Regions from separate parts of the Homo sapiens genome. Here region 1 is linked to region 2. The links are chromatin loops, found by intact Hi-C in ENCODE. Cell type or tissue: right lobe of liver. All regions are shown on one strand. Links, peaks and the distances in the headings refer to the core of each region. The heading gives the core; the rest is flanking DNA.

Region 1 (9,536 bases), core at 420-8,419, 45 kb before region 2:
TATCAATACAAAAGGGCCCAAAACAGCCTCAACATAGCCCACCCACGATAAAAGACTGCCACACAAATTCTAAACATAGCAGGAAGAAGAGGCAGAGTACTATACTCTCCCAGCCCCTGGAGAGTATGTCATGGCTCTGTAATAACAAAATGGAGAACTGGTATATTTCAGTGTCATAGGATTATCATGAAGGAAAATGTCATTTAAGTGCCTGTTTAATTTGGGTGAAATCCTATGGCATACACACAGGCTCATCTTCATTTCCACTTACACAGTGGAGAGATTTACACTGACAAGGGAGATAACAGAGGAAGAAATGCTTTATCCACAGCACTTGAGGAAATCCACTCCCTTACAGCACTAAGCCCTGGGAATGAAGCTGAGCAAGTGCAGGCTAAAACAAACAGAAGAGGAAATCCCAGTCTTGCTATATCATCGAATTCTGTTGGGGCTGTGTGTGTTTAACTCGTGTGCTTCCTTTCATTGCTATTTCCACTGTCATTTGAGATCCTGCTGTACTGATTGATGCCTGGCTTCAGATCACCAAACACAAAAGCACATACATGCACACATGTGAGCATGCATGTGTGCATACCCTCAAACACACACACAAAATGCTTTCGAAGTCACAGGCAAAAGGGGAGAAGAAATAGCTTGGCCCGTGTGGGACTGGCGGTGGCGCTGGTGCTGTCAGACCATCTCAAGCTGAAAATCCCCACTGCGTCGCTCAGACAAGGATTGATGACCGCTGCCCAGGCCCCAGGCTCACGTCTGACTTCGCACAACTGTGAGGCTGTTCTGAGCAGGAGAGAAATCCTGTTGACCCAAACTGGGCCAAGGAAAAGTAAATAAAACCATGTCAAATTCTACAGGCAGGAACGGGAGATCAGTGGAAAACCAAAGCAAACCCACTCCTGAGGGAGAGAAAGAATGGTTCTTCCATGTACTAACCCTTTCAGTTCCAGGGCAGAGCAAAGATCTTTCTTTTAAGGATAAAAACCTGTATTTGACTACGAGGATCTTTTTCTATTAGTCCAGACATTTATAACCCTTAAGGTCAGATTTCCCTCAAACATGGGATTAGGCAAACTGATTGAGAGACCCTTGCTTTTGCACTTAGCAGATCCCATCTGTTAAGCAGTCCTGTAGAAACAAGATAGCAAGGGGTGGGTGGATCTACTCCCAGAGAGAATGCAGGGCACACCAAGCAAAGCCTGCACACTCTCAAAGAACGGGAACTCCACAGGCTTTTCTGATGCGAAGGATAACACCCAAAAGACTCGGTACTAAAGACTTTTCACCCAGCCTTCAATGCAGTTCTCAAGACTTTTTATTGACCGGGGAAATGCTCACAATATAAAATTAACTAAAACCAAAGCAGAATATCAAACATGTATATAAATATACATACATATAATACATACTTATGTGTGTATATATGTAAGTAATCTTCCTCCCACTCCAGACAGAAAAAGAGAAAGACAAAAGATAGGAAATATACCAAAATGTTAATAGTGACTGTCTCTGAATGGTAGGAACACAGATGGGTTATAGATGGGTTTGGCTTTTTTCTTGGCACTTTTCTTTAGTTCTAAGTTTCCTAAAAAACACCTGTTTTAAAGGGATGAGAGTGAGGCACACACAGAATCCAAACAGATTGACCCAGACCTGCCTTTAGCCAAGTTGCACCCAAAGTTCTACACCAAATTCTGCTGTCACCTCAAAAGCATCCAACGCTGGCCGGCAATGGCCCACACAAGGCCAGGGACTGAGCGAAGCTTGCCCAGACTCGCAGTGGGAGGGGAAGGAGGAAGGATGCCTTCTCGGCTTCTTGATCTCTGGAAGTCGGATGGGGTTACTTGTTCCTCTGTGTCACACCTACGGTTCTCAGTTCAGCACAGAACAACTCAGTGTCCTTTCTCAACAGTGTCATTAGCATTACAGGCCCAGATGCCCTCTCGGGCAGCGTCTACCCAGGCAACTGCATCCTCACCACGTAGTCTCCCTCTTCAGCTCAGATGACACAGACAGGCAGTCTTCAGCCTTCCCTATGATGCAGCTCTGAATCTCACCAGTTGGGATGAACTCTAATGTCCCAAGCCAAAGTGGTGCTGTGATAGGGGCTGCCAGCGGCACTCAGCAGCCTCTCTAGGGCACACATGTAACCTGTATGGGCCCTTAGACTAGAAGGTGACAAACGGTGGTGATATGTCGTCAACTGGGAGAATGGGGGAGAAATGAAAATCACAGGGCCAAAAATAAGACCTTGCAAGACATGCAGCTCTAGCTTCAGGTAGGGGAGGGATGTGGAGGGACATTGGCTCTCCCATCATTGCTGAAAGATGCCCTTAGGACAAAACTCCCCTGGCATTCGTTTCCTTGCAAAACAATTCAAAACCTGAAGGTAGTTTCATACACTAGCTCCACAACTTGCCACATTCATTCATTCCATAAAATTTACTAACCCCCTTCTAAGGTCAGCCACTGTGCTAGGCACAGGATCTGCAGGGAGGGGCACACTGCCATAGTTCCTGCCCCTCATGGTCCTGTGGACGCAATCCTCACTGTTCCTATTTCACATCCTTCTAGGGCCTTAGTACCCTTGAGCTGCGGAGTCAGGTCCCAGGCACAGACTTCAGAGTGGGGATACACCAAAGCACAACCACCCCCGTGCTGCCACCCACATGTAGCAAGCTCCTTGGAGGAGGTTCTTCTTGGTCTGGGTCACAACACAGGTGTCTCTTTAAAAGGCAATTCCGTTCCTGACCTGATCCAGAAAAACACATCAACTCTAAAGAGACCCCAGCAAACTAGCTGGAAGAGGGGCTCGGGAGGCCACAGGCCAACTTCTGAAGTTGCTCAAGCTAATCAGAGTACTTAGGCTAGGTTAAAATACAGGGCTGACTGCCTTCTGATCGGCCTCCAAAAAGATAGGGCTAAGGATGACTTGTGCTGGAGTGTTTGGTCTTGTATAAGAAACTATTTCTTCTAGGGAAAGCAGAAAAAGACAATTTTCAATTTTCTCCTTTTTACCTCGATAAGGTATATCTCCCCAACTTTTGGTGCATTTAAAAGCATCTCTGAAGGAGACACTTAAAATAGAGGTTGCTTTACCTTAAACAGATTCCCCATGCCAGATCTAAATCTATTTGGGGTCCCTGTCTCCACCAGAAAACTGCCTTAAAAATTATATTTTAGTACAGAAGTTCCAAGAAAGAAGACTACATTTATCTAAAACCTAGACTATAAAGCACCCAATTGCACTGCTGAAATTTTACAGCATTCTAAGAGGGAATTAGAGAGGAAGAAGTCATAGTAGAATAGAAATAAGTTTCCAGGGGATTCTCATTTATTGTATGCCTTCTATGTGCCAGGGGCAGGGCTAAGAATTTTAAATAAATTATTTTAATTGATCCTGACAACCACCCAAGAGGTAATCTTCTGCATCCCACTTTGCAGATGGAAAAACTGAGACTCAGAAAAGTTGAGCAATTGATCAAGGCCATATAATCAGAATTCAAACCCAGACCTATGGCTCCATTATATGTCAGCCAACAAGGACCAAGGAACTGTGTGAAGATCCAAAGGAGCTAAACCCTCAATCCAGCCTTGGACTACGTAAAGGCTCAGCAAATGATGTTTTTGCATAATTTAGTAAAGAAGATGTAGGTTTCTAAGATCCTACCACCACATTCTTACCTCCTCCCATCTATTCCCTTAAAAAGGAGAGGAGTAGGACTAAACAAAGATGCTGAGTCCTTCAAAGGCCATAACACCTGGACCTCAGCAGCAATTTTTCTAGGACCCAACACTTCTCCCCTGTGGTTCAGTCCCACCCCATCCTTCCTGCCCCATCTGGCTAGATTGGAGATTGCTCTGTCTCTCTCCTGGGGAGCTGCTCTCTAACATAGCAGGACGAAAATATGAGGGACAAAATTCAGAATCAATGCCATTCTATTTCTGATGTGGGGGAAGGGGCTGTCCTCATGTATGCCTCGGTGGATGGAGATGGATGCCAGACTAACTCAGTGTCAAAGCCCTGGGCCAATGACAATACCCCAGTCGTCAATCAGGTGTGATGCTTCTAACAGAAACGAGATGTGAGCCTTCAACGGGACACAGCAAAGAAAGGGGTGCTGCTTGGGAAGGTCCTCTGTACTGGGCAGAAAATGCAAGGCAGGCGGTAAAAACATGGACTTTCAGTGAGACACACCTGGGATCCAGTCCTTGGTCCTTGGACCTTGATCAAGATACATACCTCTATGAGCCTCAGTTTCCTCATCTGTTAAGGCAGGGAAATATGGCAGTTACAGTATCGAAGATGTTCTGAGAATAAAGGAGTGGGTTGGCACATAAAAACTGTTTGAAAAATCTTAGATGTTACTACATTAATACTTCTATTATTGACTAAATCAGTTTTTTAAACTGCATCCCATGGTTTCAACATACTTTCACTGAAGTTAGCAAGGATTCTAGATATTGGTTTGCAAACAAAGTCAAAGTTCGTATATTTTGTGAAATAGCCAATTTTCTGGCCAGGCGCGATGGCTCATGCCTGTAATTCCAGCACTATGGGAGGCTGAGACAGGCAGATCACTTGAGGTCAGGAGTTCAAGACCAACCTGGCCAACATGGGGACACCCTGTCTCTACTAAAAATACAAAAATAAGCCAGGCGTGGTGGTGTGCACCTGTAGTCCCAGCTGAGACATGAGAATCGCTTGAACCCAGGAGGCGCAGGTTGCAGTGAGCCGAGATCACACCATTGTACCCCAGCCTGGGCAACAGAGAAGGAATCTGTCTAAAAAAAACAAAAACAAAAAAATGTCTTTTACATTTGTGTGAGCTCATTTCTTTCTAATTTTGTATTACAGTGATTTTTAACACACAGCTGTATAAAGAACCATGACAAAAAGAGGTGGAAGATATTTCGAGTTTTAAATTCAGAAACAGTACATGTGTTAACTAACCGTAGTGAAAAAAAAAGTCTTTCATTTTTCAGAAACAGCCATAATGAATTTTTAAAAATAATGAACATTTTAAATGGGAGAACGATGTTATTACAAGCCTACAACTGCCATCCTGTTTCTGAAAATAAATAAAATACTAGTACACTAAACATCTACTTTTTGTTTAGACCTTTCCCAGAAGGGCCACTGGGTTGAAGTAAAAGAGTAAGATAAAAACTATATCGTAAAGATGTATTTTGTAAGAAAACTTTACCCTTTTTCACCTGCGCTTGCTATGGGTGAAACGGATCAGAGAATCGATCCGTTTAAACTTTTGCTCTGCACCCCATAATGTATGTCACCCTAAGTATACTCATCATTAAAACTCTCTCAGTGGTCTGGCCTCTGAGGATGCAGTCTGATTTGGTGTAAGAAGAGTTCCATGTCTTCAAGAAATTTTAAAACTACTGCCCTAGGTTGGTGTAGTCTTGCACAGCTTCCGTCAGAATTGCTCAGAATGTCTCATCGGCTTACAGAAGGTGACAGAAGAACTGCTGCCAGCGTCCCCAAAATACTTCCAGCCCTGCCAGAGCTGCCTTTGCTCTGCACCCCCCGCCCACTCCATCACAGCTCCTGTAAGTGGTCACCAGGAAAAAGCCGCACTGCCCTGCCAGTGTCTCTCCATCTTCCGGCACAGGGGCTCCCAAAGCACAGGGGTCGGTCCCCAGGACCACAAAGCCGCCTTTGAATGAATAGAGCAGAGGCCGGCTGTGATATCAGAACAAAGACTGAATGTGCCTAATCCGGCCTTTGAGAGCCGGAGGAGAGGGCTGCACCTGTATGAACAATGCTGCATCTGAAGCCCAAATGGCACCGAAAGGTTCCTCCAGCTCCCACTGCCCCCATTCCTCCTGATGCCTTTGTGGCGGCTTTGTTCCTCACTTCTACCACTCCTTTCACTCAGCACACCCCCAGCCCCAGGGACAGGAGGAGGCATGTGGGGCTGAGGGTGGCGTGGTAGTAAAGTCCCGGAAGGCCCCAGCGCAGCAGAGGAAGCTCATCACCTGTAACATAGTCGTGCATTCTACAGCAAAACAGCAAGTTTACTATAAAGCCACTGACCCCCTCCTGAGCCCTTCAGGAAGCTGTTCCTGTTCAGGGGCTGTGCCTGTGGCTTCACACATCTGCAGGCAAAACAAAGCACCCCGCTGGTGGACTCGTGTTTTGCGAAACACAGAGGGTAGTGGTGAAGAAGGGTGTTCCCGTTCCCTTGAGCATGCCTTCACCATACAACCCACCACGCACCTGTTGGAGGGTTGAGGAACAGCTCGGGTTCTGAGGAACGGGATGGCAAAGCCACTCTTTGGACTGCCAGAACAGGCGGATGCTCCATGGCTTTGGCCCTGGTGAGGTCAGTGCCCCGCTCCCTGCGCGACACCTGCTCCACTTCTCATCCCACGCCTTGAGGTATAGCTTGACTCAAGCTGCGTCACAGGAGGGAAAAGTGAAGAAAGCCCTCAGCTAATGACAAGAATCAGAAGTAGAAAGGCAGATTCCAGCCAAAAGTCTGTAGTCCTTTAACTGGACACTAAAGCGTGGCCATTTCTTTCTCTCCTTCCCCACCTTTCTCCATGTAAACCTTGACAGCTGCCACCGCCACATCCCCTGATTTTCAGGAGAATCTTCTCTTATTTTTCATAATTGTGGTAAGACCTGGTACTGCCATAGTCTCCCTCAGCCATCCTTTCTAAACATCTAATGGCTCTCTAGAAATCCTTCCTTAAATCCAACCTAAATCCCTTGTGCTGCAATCTAAGCTTATTTCCTGTTGATCAATTCAACAATTATTTCTTAAGTGCTCATTAGAGGCTTGACCCAGCGCCTGCTGTCAGCTCCCAAAGAACATGATCTGGCTCCTTCCTCCAAAAGCCAATGCTCTGGGTCAAGAGAAAAGACCAACAAACAAGGAAGAGCTATACACTGCCCGCCTGTCATGGAATTGTCCAGAGGACGACAGCGAGTGGAGCTGAAGGTCTTGGAGAAGGAGGAGTTGGGGCAGCTGGGAAGACTGCCCGGAGGGAGCGGGACTCAGGCTGCCCCTTGAAGGATAAATAACATTTGGCCTCATGGCTGAGACGAGGAAAGGCATGTCAGGCAGAGGAGAGCACCCTGAATAAAACGGCCATGCGTGCGCAGGAGACAGAGGAGACGCCCATGTGGCTGCTGCCAGATGTCTGTGTGAAGGTGGGATGGCTCCCTCAAGACAGCCGAGCCTCAGTTCTGTGGCCCAGAAAGAACCCGTGGAAGCTTGGGTAGGAAAGTCACTCCATAAAACTGATGTTTTCAGCTGCTTGTTCTGGCCACAGAGGGCAGAACAGAGTGAAGGGGAAAGAGAATAAATGCAAAATGGACAGTTAAGAGGCACTGGCACAAATGCAAGCATGAGGTGTTGACAGCAGCCCGGGCTACACTGTGGCAGTGGAGATGGAAAAGAAGAATCAACACAGGAGATGGTTTAGAGGAAGATTCTGGAAGCAGCTGTCGCCATCTCTGGTTCCAGCCTACTTCAGCAAATGCAATGGAATCAGGTCACCCCCTGCATTCCCAGCTCCAGGCCAAGAGCTGCATCAGGCACTGGGGTGCGAGTGTCCTTGCCTGGGAAGCCGGCTTCAGAAGCCACTAGCTGGCCAGGCTCTCAAGGTCCTCCCTTGACAGAGCTTTTCTGAGGCCTAAGCCCTGAGGCCCAGGAACTCCCATTTCCTGACCCTTTCTCTTGCATACCCAGGGGCCCTTCCTCAGACCTCCTACTCCTAAAACCCCAGCCCAGTGACCTGGCTGCCATCACTTACCCAGAAAAAGTGGCTGGAACTGACTCGGTGTTGTTCCTCTGCACCCAGTCAGCTGCTAAGGGGAAAAACAGCCCTGCCCCAAAGCCACAGTTTGGTTCAAGCAATTTAAACATAATGTTGCACAAAAGAGGACTCGGTTTCTGCTCACCCTCATGCCAAGAGCACATCCATCCAACCTGAGCAATGTTTTTGGCACATCGCAAGTGCCCCTACAGACCTCTCAAGTGAGGTGATCCGGCAGCTGACGGCCTTCTGGGACGGGCAGTGTGGTGGGATGGGCAGTGAGGTCCCTCGGTAACTGGCTGGAGAGGTGCAGAGGTGGGAAGGGTGCTGTCAGGGGGGTGAGAAGGGTGCTGTCAGGGGAGTGGGAAGGGTGCTGTCAGGGGTACAGTCACTGGGGATGAAAGGGGTGAGGGCAGAGGTGGGAACAGAATCAGGAATGATCCAGAAGCCAAGCAGCAGAAGCACATGTGGATTCCACAGCCCATCTCTGAAGTGGATACAGGGGTTGGGGCTGCTCCCCCAGCCACGTCTCTGCCTCCCTAGGGGAGGGTCACCACAGATGTGGGGCCGAACTCTCAAGTCCTGTACCAGACCCTACTTGCATCTCCAGAAAAGAGACTGATCCTAGCTTGGCCCAGACACCAGGAAGAGGTTTCTGAGTAAGAAGGCCTCTCTTTTCCTTCGTCAGCCTAACGCCTCTGGGGCTGCCTCCTTCCCTGTCCGACCAAGAAACAAGCCCCACAATCTGGCCAAACTCCCAATTACCAGTAAGAAGCAGTTCCACCTGTGTTTAATCCAGAACCAAGAAGCTCTTTATTGAGTTGTACTTTTCCCCCGGGAGATCATATCCCTCCCTTCTTCTCCAGGGGCTTGGATTCCCAAAGAAGCCTCCAAGATTCAATACTCTGGCTTCCCTGAGCCCCAGGCTTCCCTCTCACACAGCTTCCAGGACATGTCTCTAAAACACCCCAATGTCTTAGAAAGCACTCGGTTTCTCAGGCATCTCTGTGGCCAACGTAGCACAGTAGTTAAGAGTATGGCGTTTAGAATCAGACAGACCAGGATTTCAAATCCCAGCTCTATGACTTACTTGCCGCATGACCTTAGGCAAGTCACTTAACCTCTCTGAGCCTCAGCTTCTTCATCTGTAAAATAAGAATGCTCATTCCATGGATTGGTCATGAGGAATAGTGAGATGATGCATGTAAAGCTTGTAGCCTGGCACACTGTAAATACTCAATAAATGGTAGCTATGTTTATTAGGACTCTTCCACAGCCCTCAGACTGAAATTGTTTGGGGGAGGCAGATGGAGTAGGGAATGGAAGGGAAAGGCTTCAGCAAATGGGGTGCCTCCTCCCTCTTCCTTCCATAATGGGCGAGCATAGAGCCTCCAGGGATCTCTGATGTGGCAGATGCTGGACAGTCACTATAAAGACATGAGATGCCACCTCAAGAAGGTCTCTTCCTATGCAGCTTGCAAGCTTGCAACCCCGGGGAGACTCCCAGCTCCTGGAAGAGACCTTCCTGAGGGATCAGGACCCTCCAGAGAGTTTCACTCCAGTGTACAGAGACTTCCAGATGGTCATTCCTTCTCCAGAAAGGTATCTTTCCCTGTCCAATATCCCAGCATCAACACCACCTAAGAGTTGGGGGCTTGACCCCAACTGTTAAATTTATGACAAGTGTAGAAAATAAGAACATACATAAGCAGAGGAAGCATTATATTTAATATACG
Region 2 (9,326 bases), core at 1,327-9,326:
CCTTCTGAGAGAGCTACTGAAAGCTAATTCTCTTTTCCCTCTTCTAGAAAGGATGATGTTTAGATAGGAAGGATGGAACCATTACAGCCATTTGCCCCCATGACAAAAGCTGGACTTGGGATAAAACATGCACCACACAAGGCAGAGGGAAGCTACATAAAGACACTGTATATTTGATGATGCTACTGAGCCACTGAATCAAACCACCTCTAAAAGTCACTGTATTAGTTTGCTAGGGCTGCCATAACAAAATACCACAGACTGAGTAGCTTAAATCACAGAAATTTATTTTCTCACAATTCTGAAGCTGGAAGTTCAAGATCAAGATGCTGGCAGGGTTGGTCTCCTCTCTGGCTTCTCTCCTTAGCTTGAAGATGGCTACCCTCTTGCTGCCTTATCACATGGCAATCATGTCCCTAGTTTTTCTCTGTGTTCTAATCTCTTCTTCTTATTCGGGCACCAGTCAGACTGGATTAAGGGCCCACCGTAACAGACTCATTTTAACTTAATTGTTTCATCAAGGCCCTATCTCCAAATACAATCACATTCTGGGTCCTAGGGGTTGAGACTTCACATGAATTTGAAGGAGATAGAATTCAGCCCATGGCACCTGTCTTACCTCTGTACTTTCTGCTACTTGAGCCAATGAATCTCCTTCACTGTATAAGCCAGTTCAAAATGCATTATCTGTTTCTTGTAACATAAATATCCAACTGATATAAATATACCAAAGATCACACAAAAAGCAAATCTATAGTTACATCCAAAAAACCTCCCAATTAGCAGTAAAAAGTAAAACCAGCTCCTTTATGCTCTTACCACTTCAACCAGAAACCAAGGTGGTTCCCCTCCCAAGGCCACCAACCAAGAACTCAGGGCATAGTTTCCCCCTCAGAGCTTTGCAATCGCATGCAGCCTCCCCACTGACAGAGCCTTGAGAAGGGAACTTTAGCACTAAACCCCCTTCTCTATCCCTCCATGGCAACACCAGAGACAAGGAAAATAATGGCAATGCCTCCCGAAAGTTAGAATCTCTTTTCAGTAGAGCCTGTTACTTGTTTAAAAATCAGTGAATTAACAGGTCTAGCAATGATCATCAATGGGTGCTAACATCACAGATGTTGTATGTCTCCTGAAAGAAGCACACACCAACTCCCATGAAATATACTTAAAAATATATATATCAAACCTACACCTGATCAAACCTATTGATTTAACTATCATTTTACGAGAAATATAAAGGATAGAGAAACATGTTACAAAATGCAAAAGAAATGCAGGCAGCAAAATCTAGTGCGGAAACTCCAGAAGACCTGTTTACTCAACAAATAAATTACAAAGTGAAAAAGAGGTAGAGGAGAAACTCATAGATTAAAAGAGACTTAGGAGACAAATCAACCAATTGCAATATGTGGACCTTATTTGGACCTTGATTCGAAGAAACAGAATAGCATATTTAAGGGATCATCAAGGAAATTTGAATGTTGATTATTTGATTGTATTATATTACAGAATTATTGCTAATATTTTTTGGTTGTGGTATGGTATCATGGTTAGGATTTTTAATGAATCCTAAACTTTTACAGATATATATGAAAATGTACAGATGATAAGACACAATATCAGATTTGCTTCAGAATAATCTGAGCAGGGGAATAGGGAGATGTTTGCTTCAAAATAATCTGAGCAAGGGAATAGGGAGACTGGTAGAAGAAACAAGATTGGCCATGAGTGGTTCATGGTCGAATGTGGGTAAGGGGTCCATGGCAATCCATTGTACTAGTCTCTCCTTTTGTGTATATTTGGAAGTTTTCATAACAACAAAAAAAAATTTAATGACTAGATAGGACCCAAAGATGGACAGTCTAAGTCCTTTGCCAAGTTCTAGTGTCATTTCCGATACAGCTTGCTTACCAACACGTTTTAAATAAATTTCCCCAATTACCTTCACAGAATCTTCCAGTTGGCATATCTTCTTTCCAAATGTTACTGGAATTTCTGAAGCATGGAACAAGTATGCTCTCCAAAGGATTACATTTAGAAGTTCCATTCAGAACATACTAGAGAAACTTACAGCAAACATTAATCGGTGACCAGTGTGTCATGCATTTGTTGCTGCTTGTGCAACCCAAGTCTCTAGAAATTTATTCACCCTAATTTCTATAATCTTAGTAGAAGGCCTTTCTCAGCCTGACACCAAAGACAGAAACCATAACAATAGATTAGCCACATAAACATGTAAAAGTTCAGTGGATTGAAACCCTCGTCCTTTCATATAACATACTGAGACAGGCATTTGCCAGACTTGACAGAAAAACAGATTAATATCTTCAGTATTTTTTTTAAAAACTTACCATCCCTATTTTTTAAATTAGCCAAAACCCTGGGCAGGTAATTTACAAAAGAAAGGAACTAATTTAGGATTGGCAGATACAATAAAAGATACTCAGTTCAATTTCAATTTCAGATAAACAATGAATAATTTTTATGCGGGTCATACTTATGCTAAAACATAATTTGTCGTTTATCTGAAATTCCAATTTACCTGGGCATTCTGTATTTTTATTTTCCGACTTTGGAAATCTTAAACCGACGGTGAATAACTTGGAGAAGATGAAGAAGAACCTCATTCATGATCATCCAGGGAGGGCAAGGATGACAGGCAAGCAGAGGCCTGGGGAGGGCAGAGACGAGCACTAACGCTGGCAGGCACAGGCCGGGAGAAGGCAGCAGCAGCCCCTCCTGGCCCTGAGGAGGGTAGGAGGGAGACGCCAGCAGATGCAGTTCAGGGGGTAGGGAGGGAAGAGGGATTGCAACTTCGGTTAAACACCCCTGAGCCTGTCCTTCAGATGAAAGGAAAGTCATGCTCAGCTTCATGCAGCTGAGAACCCCTTCCAGAAGCATCACTTTTAATATTTGTTCTTAAACCCTGTTTGTGCTCTATGTAAATGTATTTTAATATCTTATGAAAAATGTATAATGTATTCCTTAATATATACAAAAAGGAATTTAAGAATATATGTATTCACCACCCAATTTAAAGACAAACAATATTACCATTCAATCCAAGCCTTCTATGTGTCCCCTGACATATTCCAGTTTGCCCTACTTAACAATTAACCTGAGCTCCACACAGCATTCATCACTGCTCTTAATTTTATTTTACATTTTTTACATCTAAACAATATAGCTTTTGCATGCTTTCAACCTTTATGTAAAAAATAGCATTATGTATTATTCTGCAATTTGCCTTTTTCATGCAACATTGGTGAAATTCATCTGCAATAATGAGTACAGCTTTAGATTAGTCATTTTCAGTACTGTGTAATAGTTCATTATTTGTATATACTTTAATTTATTTTTCTATTCTTCTGTTGGTGGTCATTTGGCTAATTTCCCATGTTTTACCACCACCAGAAAATGCTGCTATGAACAGTCTCGAACTTATCTCTCCATATACATTAGAATTTCTCCAGGGTATGTACCAGAGCAGAATTACAAGGTCAAAGAGTGTGTACAACTTCAACTGTAATTGTACAAAGTTATACTAATTTATATTCCCACCAGCAGCAATAAATATATTTTTTACAGTTATGTCCTGCTGAGGTTAATTGAAAACTCTCCTTTAAAGCAGTCTGAGCTCAAAGTATGCTGAAAATGAGCAGTCCTGGCACTAATAGTTACTAGCCCTAAAAGTTAGCCCAACGTGAATACAGGCCAATTGTGTCAGATGTAGACTGAATGCCAGGGTGACTCAGGAATCAGGATGGGCTGAGGCAGGTTTAGGGGGCATTTTTCAATCATGCATGTTTTAATCTTTATTATTTTGCTCTAAGATTAAAAGATGCTCATTGTAAACGAAATTGTGTTAATAGTTACCAAAATGCATCTCTTGGAAATTGAACATCCCCATGATCACCACCACCAACAGCATGACATACAATCTACCTAATTTTTTAACACATAAACCATCTTTCTTTTTTGCCTAAATGGGATCATCTATTCCCTTTTTTGCATATTACTTTTTACTATCCAATATATCTTTATAAGGAAAGACATATCTACCTTTATTGAAAATTCTATTATTCAATAAACATTTATTAAGCACCTGCTTTCGGGCAGGATGGAGTCTATAAAGAAAATTAAGCGACTTCATCATTAAGAGGCTCCTACCCTAAAGGAAAGAAACTAACAGATGCTGGTCATAATGATGGCTTCAATTGTAAAGCACTTTCTATGAGCCAGGCACTGTACCAGGCCCTTAATGAATGTGGTAGGCAGAATCACGCTCCCCACAAAGATGTCCATGTGCTAATCCTAATAATGCTATGTTACAGGGCAAGGAGGTTTGTTCTAATCAGCTAAACTTAAAATAAGGAGATTAGTTTGAATTATCTGGGTGGGCCCAGTGTAATCACAAGAGTCCTTAAACTGCAAAGAGGGACACAGAAAATTCAGAACCAGAGAGACCCTGGCAGCATGAGGAAAGATTTGGCCAATGATTGCTAGCTTTAAAGGTGGAAGGGGCCACAAGCCGAGGAATGCAGGCAGATTCTAGAGGCTGGAAAAGGCAAGAAAATAGATTCTCTCCTAGAGCTCCAGAAAGGAACTCAGTCCTGCTGATTTTTTTAGCCCATTAAGAGCCATGTCAGACTTCTGATCTGTAGAAATTTGTGTTGTTTAAGTCACTAAGTTTGTGTTCATTTGTCATGGCAGCAATAGAAAGCTAATACAAGGCACATCATCCATTTTCCCCACCACCCTGGAAAAGAGGTGCTGTGACCTCCATTGGACAAATCAGGGAACAGAGGACCTAAGAGGCCAGATTACTAGCCCGGGTGCCCAACAGCAGAGCCAGACTCACACTTAAGTCTGTCTGCCTCTGAGCCTATGCTGAGGCTGCTCCTGGTTGGCTGGGATACAGGGAAGATGGTGACACATGCCATCATAGGGGTAAGCAAATGATTCTTTGCTTAAAGGAAGCTGAGAGAATTCTTCCTGGGACCAATCTAGAAGGACTGCGTGGAGGTAACATCTGAACCTTTTGAATGATGGGCAGGATTCTGACAGACAGAAATGGGGAAGGAAGGAGAGATCAGGAAGTACAGTGGTTCAGCCCTGCTGAGGTCTAGGGCACATGGGGGTATCCAGCAGAAGGTAAGGTTGGACACACTGGTCAGAGTCCAGCACTGTCCAATATGATAGCCACCAACCACATGTGGCTATTAACATTCATATTTACATTAATTTAATTTAATTTAAAATTCAGGTCCTCAGTGTACTAACCACATTTCAAATATTCAATAGCCACATGTGGCTAATATTGGACAGTGCAGTTATAAAACATGTCCATCCTTGTGGAAAGTTCTGTGGATGAAGAGAAGTCACTGGCATCATCGTTTTTAAGCAGGTCACTGGCACTTTGGAAGGAGGAAGTGAAGGAGTAATACACGTCCTTTTATAACACTCCCTATCTCACTCTTTTATTTGTTATCTACAATGTGTCCTCTCCCCAGGGGTTTGGCAGAAGTTTCAAGAATAAATGCATAATGAACATCCATAAAAATTATTTAAAACTCCCAGCACTGCCTTAGAATGCATATCTAGTTCTAAAAATAAACCACTCTGGGAAGCAGGTCCAATTTTTCTCCACTGTCAATACTTTAAAAGAAAAAAAAAAGGCTTTCAGCCCTTATCTTATAGAATCCAATCAACACCGTAGTGTAAAATAGATTTTAAGGAGGCGAGGCGTAGTTGTTCAAACCTCTAGATAATTTGTCAGGTTTCAAAACACATTATGCCTGACCTCATGGAACTTTGCTCAGTCCCAGTGCTCCCTGGTGGTGGGAAAGGCTCTACTGAGATGAGAGCTACCTTTCCTGTCTTAGAGAGGCTGCCCCATTCTGACTCAAAAAAAGGATGCTGAAATCAACCAAGGTGACGTCCAGGAAGTATGCAGAGCTCCATACCTAACAAGCTTAGATGTGGCCAAAGGTAAGATTATTTTGTGATCTAGCAACTGAATTCCGAATGATGTTGGATGCAAAAGAAAACCCTATAGTCACCTATGTTGCTTTGGGGTCTTCATGGGGACAGTTGGAAGTGATTCATGGCAATCCAATCTCTGAACCTCTCAGTGACTCATGACCCATGCAGAGCACATACTGTACAAATCTAACCCTGTTTGGCGGCCTCACAAGCAGCTCCGATTTATTTCTCATCCGCAACTCAACCTTTGTCCTCCCCAAACATGGAAGGAGGGGGCCCTCCACACTGACATCCTCTACCACTAGCAGCAATACCAGGACTTGGCTGCCTAAACAATAAATCTCTATGTGGCCCAGAGAGAAAGGGTGCCCTGTACCTGCTAAGCAGGACCATGCATCCCACCCCCAGCTCCTGCAAAAGGCGGTGAGGGGAGGTTGGAATAAAGACAGGCATCAAACTAGAAACAGGCCTTCCCCTAGTCCAGACACTACCTCCACCCACAGGCCCCACTGGCAAATAAAGTTTCTGACCCATGCATCAGCTCATGAACACTTCCACTCTGCAGGGTGAATCACCCTGAGCAAGGAAAAGGGAAGACTGCCCACTGCCAGCTTAGCTTTACAAATGAGCCCTTAGGCCACCTGATGCAGACGTTTATGCCAGGGCCTGGGTCTGCTCTGGGTCTAGAAGCCAAAATCACTCCCCAGTGGGGTTATTTTAGATAGAGCCACATGCACATCTTGAAAGGTGGGGAGGAAGCAGAAGGTGGCAAGAAAGGAGTCCCTTACTCTGGGACTTTTTGTTTGACCTCACATGCAAAGAATTGAATTAATTTTAATCTTTGGCTCATGATACACTCAGCATTGGTTTATGCAGGGCTCACTTTTTTATCAGCTATTAGATCTTGAATAATGGACAAATGCCTTTAGCCCATCCTCCCTCTCCCCCAAAAAGGTAGAGTATCAACACCAACCCACACCAACCATATGGTTTTACCCATCCTATCCCCCTGCCTCACCCTAACTTCACCCTGAATCTGTATCCATCATTACTTTACTATGCTTTTCATAGCATTTTGTTGTAGCTGTATGTAGTCCTAAAAACTTTTTTTTAATTTTAGTTATTTATAAGTTACTGTATCTTTTGGTAATTTTCTTTCACTTAATATCATATTGCCAAGATTTATCCATATTTTTGCATGTCACTGTTGTTCACTTGTTTTGGCTGAGTATAATTTTACACTGTGAATTCATCACAGTTTACTCATCTGCCCTCCCACTGATGAGCATCTGGGCTCTTTCCAGGCATGTGATATTATAAACATAGTTGCACAGGACATGAGTTTCTCCTGGGCACATAGAGCCGGAGTGGAATTGCTGGGCCATAAGAAATGTGAATACTCAACTTCAGAAGATAATTAGATCATATCAATTCTTTTCTATTTTGATTGCATTTCCTAGAGATTCTAAGATGATTGTTTCCTCTTCCTGTCCTTTTGTTTCTATAAATTTCACATGTCAGCTCTACCAAAATGTTTAAATCTGGTCCTTGGCCTAACACTTCAGTAGCACTTCAGCTAAATCCCCCCATATGGAAAAGAAGGATTCTTGTCAGGGGCACAGATAATAGGAAAAGCATCTAAGCAGACACAAGGACCCACCCTGGACCAGATGCTGGGATGGGCTAGTCAAATGGAAGGAAACAGTTTAGAAGCTGTTTCACTCTTGGCAAATGCAAGATACAAAAAAGGACTGGGGAGGAGCTATAAAGCCAGTTTCCCTATTCAAATTCGCATGTTGAGTCTCTCTTCCCCCAGCCTTCCTGTAACTACCAAACACACTTATTTTTAAACAAAGAACAAAAACTCAAAAATGGAAAAGCCAGTTTGTAAGTAACCAATTTCAGATTTAAACAACAGCAGGGGTTCAGGTTGGACATCATTATGCAGTCCACTTCATTTCAATATATATTTACAGAATGCTTTACAATGTGACAAGCACCCTGATGAATGAGGTCTCTATTCTGTCCTCAAGGGGCTTGCAGATTTGTTCATTTAACAAAACAGATCATGCATGAAATGCTAAAGGGCCAACTTGGTGCAAAGAAGAGGAAGATGCTGGCCTGATATTAAGATGCTCACTGCAGGAGGATTAATACAAGTTAGAATACAAGTGGACCAGATATAGAAGTTGTTCAAAGGAGCTCTCTCCTCCCGCTGCCCAAGATGCCGAAAGGAAAGAAGGCCAAGGGAAAGAAGGTGGCTCCGGCCCCAGCTGTCGTGAAGAAGCAGGAGGCTAAGAAAGTGGTGAATCCCCTGTTTGAGAAAAGGCCTAAGAATTTTGGCATTGGACAGGACATCCAGCCCAAAAGAGACCTCACCCGCTTTGTGAAATGGCCCCGCTATATCAGGTTGCAGCGGCAGAGAGCCATCCTCTATAAGCGGCTGAAAGTGCCTCCTGCGATTAACCAGTTCACCCAGGCCCTGGACCGCCAAACAGCTACTCAGCTGCTTAAGCTGGCCCACAAGTACAGGCCAGAGACAAAGCAAGAGAAGAAGCAGAGACTGTTGGCCCGGGCCGAGAAGAAAGCTGCTGGCAAAGGGGACGTCCCGAAGAAGAGACCACCTGTCCTTCGAGCAGGAGTTAACACTGTCACCACCTTGGTGGAGAACAAGAAAGCTCAGCTGGTGGTGATTTCACACGACATGGATCCCATCGAGCTGGTTGTCTTCTTGCCTGCCCTATGTCGTAAAATGGGGGTCCCTTACTGCATTATCAAGGGGAAGGCAAGACTGGGACGTCTAGTCCACAGGAAGACCTGCACCACTGTCGCCTTCACACAGGTGAACTCAGAAGACAAAGGCGCTTTGGCTAAGCTGGTGGAAGCTATCAGGACCAATTACAATGACAGATACGATGAGATCCGCCGTCACTGGGGTGGCAATGTCCTGGGTCCTAAGTCTGTGGCTCGTATCGCCAAGCGCAAAAAGGCAAAGGCTAAAGAACTTGCCACTAAACTGGGTTAAATGTACACTGTTGAGTTTTCTGTACATAAAAATAATTAAAATAATACAAATTTTCCTTAAAAAAAAAAAAAAAGAAGTTGTTCGAAGGAGAGAGTAATCGTTCCTAAGCAAAAAGAATGCTCTGTAGAAAAGTTCCTAGAGAGTAATGTTGGAACTGGGTTTTGAAGGATGAATCAAGTGATCAAGAGGTGAGAGAAGAAATAACAAATATCTAAAACATTTAAGAAATAAGTTTCAGGTTGAAGAATACACAAATGAATGGAAAGAGATGTCACGTTCATGAATTGGAAGAGCAAATGTTGTGAAAATGTCT

What was found. A loop is a pair of places that touch in the nucleus more often than their neighbours do. Peaks named below come from ENCODE experiments on the same cell type or tissue, not always from the same donor. Only the 100,000 strongest peaks of a DNase experiment are listed, where the experiment ranks them.
Region 1: a loop joins it to region 2, with 2.4 times the contacts of the local background. A loop is called at or near these places in 5 of 110 quality-filtered maps.

The regions. Positions count from the first base shown.
Region 1 is chr14:69,928,815-69,938,350 of GRCh38, reverse strand. All of the region lies in intron 1 of SMOC1 (SPARC related modular calcium binding 1), which reads right to left. Among named protein-coding and RNA genes, the nearest start is that of SNORD169, 45 kb to the left of the region's middle. In right lobe of liver, for the core only: no CTCF peak of the experiment used is centred there; DNase peaks (open chromatin) are centred at 746 and 4,570; H3K27ac peaks cover 2,949 bases.
Region 2 is chr14:69,885,027-69,894,352 of GRCh38, reverse strand. The region is part of intron 1 of SMOC1 (SPARC related modular calcium binding 1); the gene reads right to left. It also overlaps the pseudogene RPL7AP6. Among named protein-coding and RNA genes, the nearest start is that of SMOC1, 10 kb to the right of the region's middle. In right lobe of liver, for the core only: a CTCF peak has its summit at 5,837 (motif pointing left); DNase peaks (open chromatin) are centred at 6,212 and 6,502; H3K4me3 peaks cover 404 bases; H3K27ac peaks cover 3,556 bases.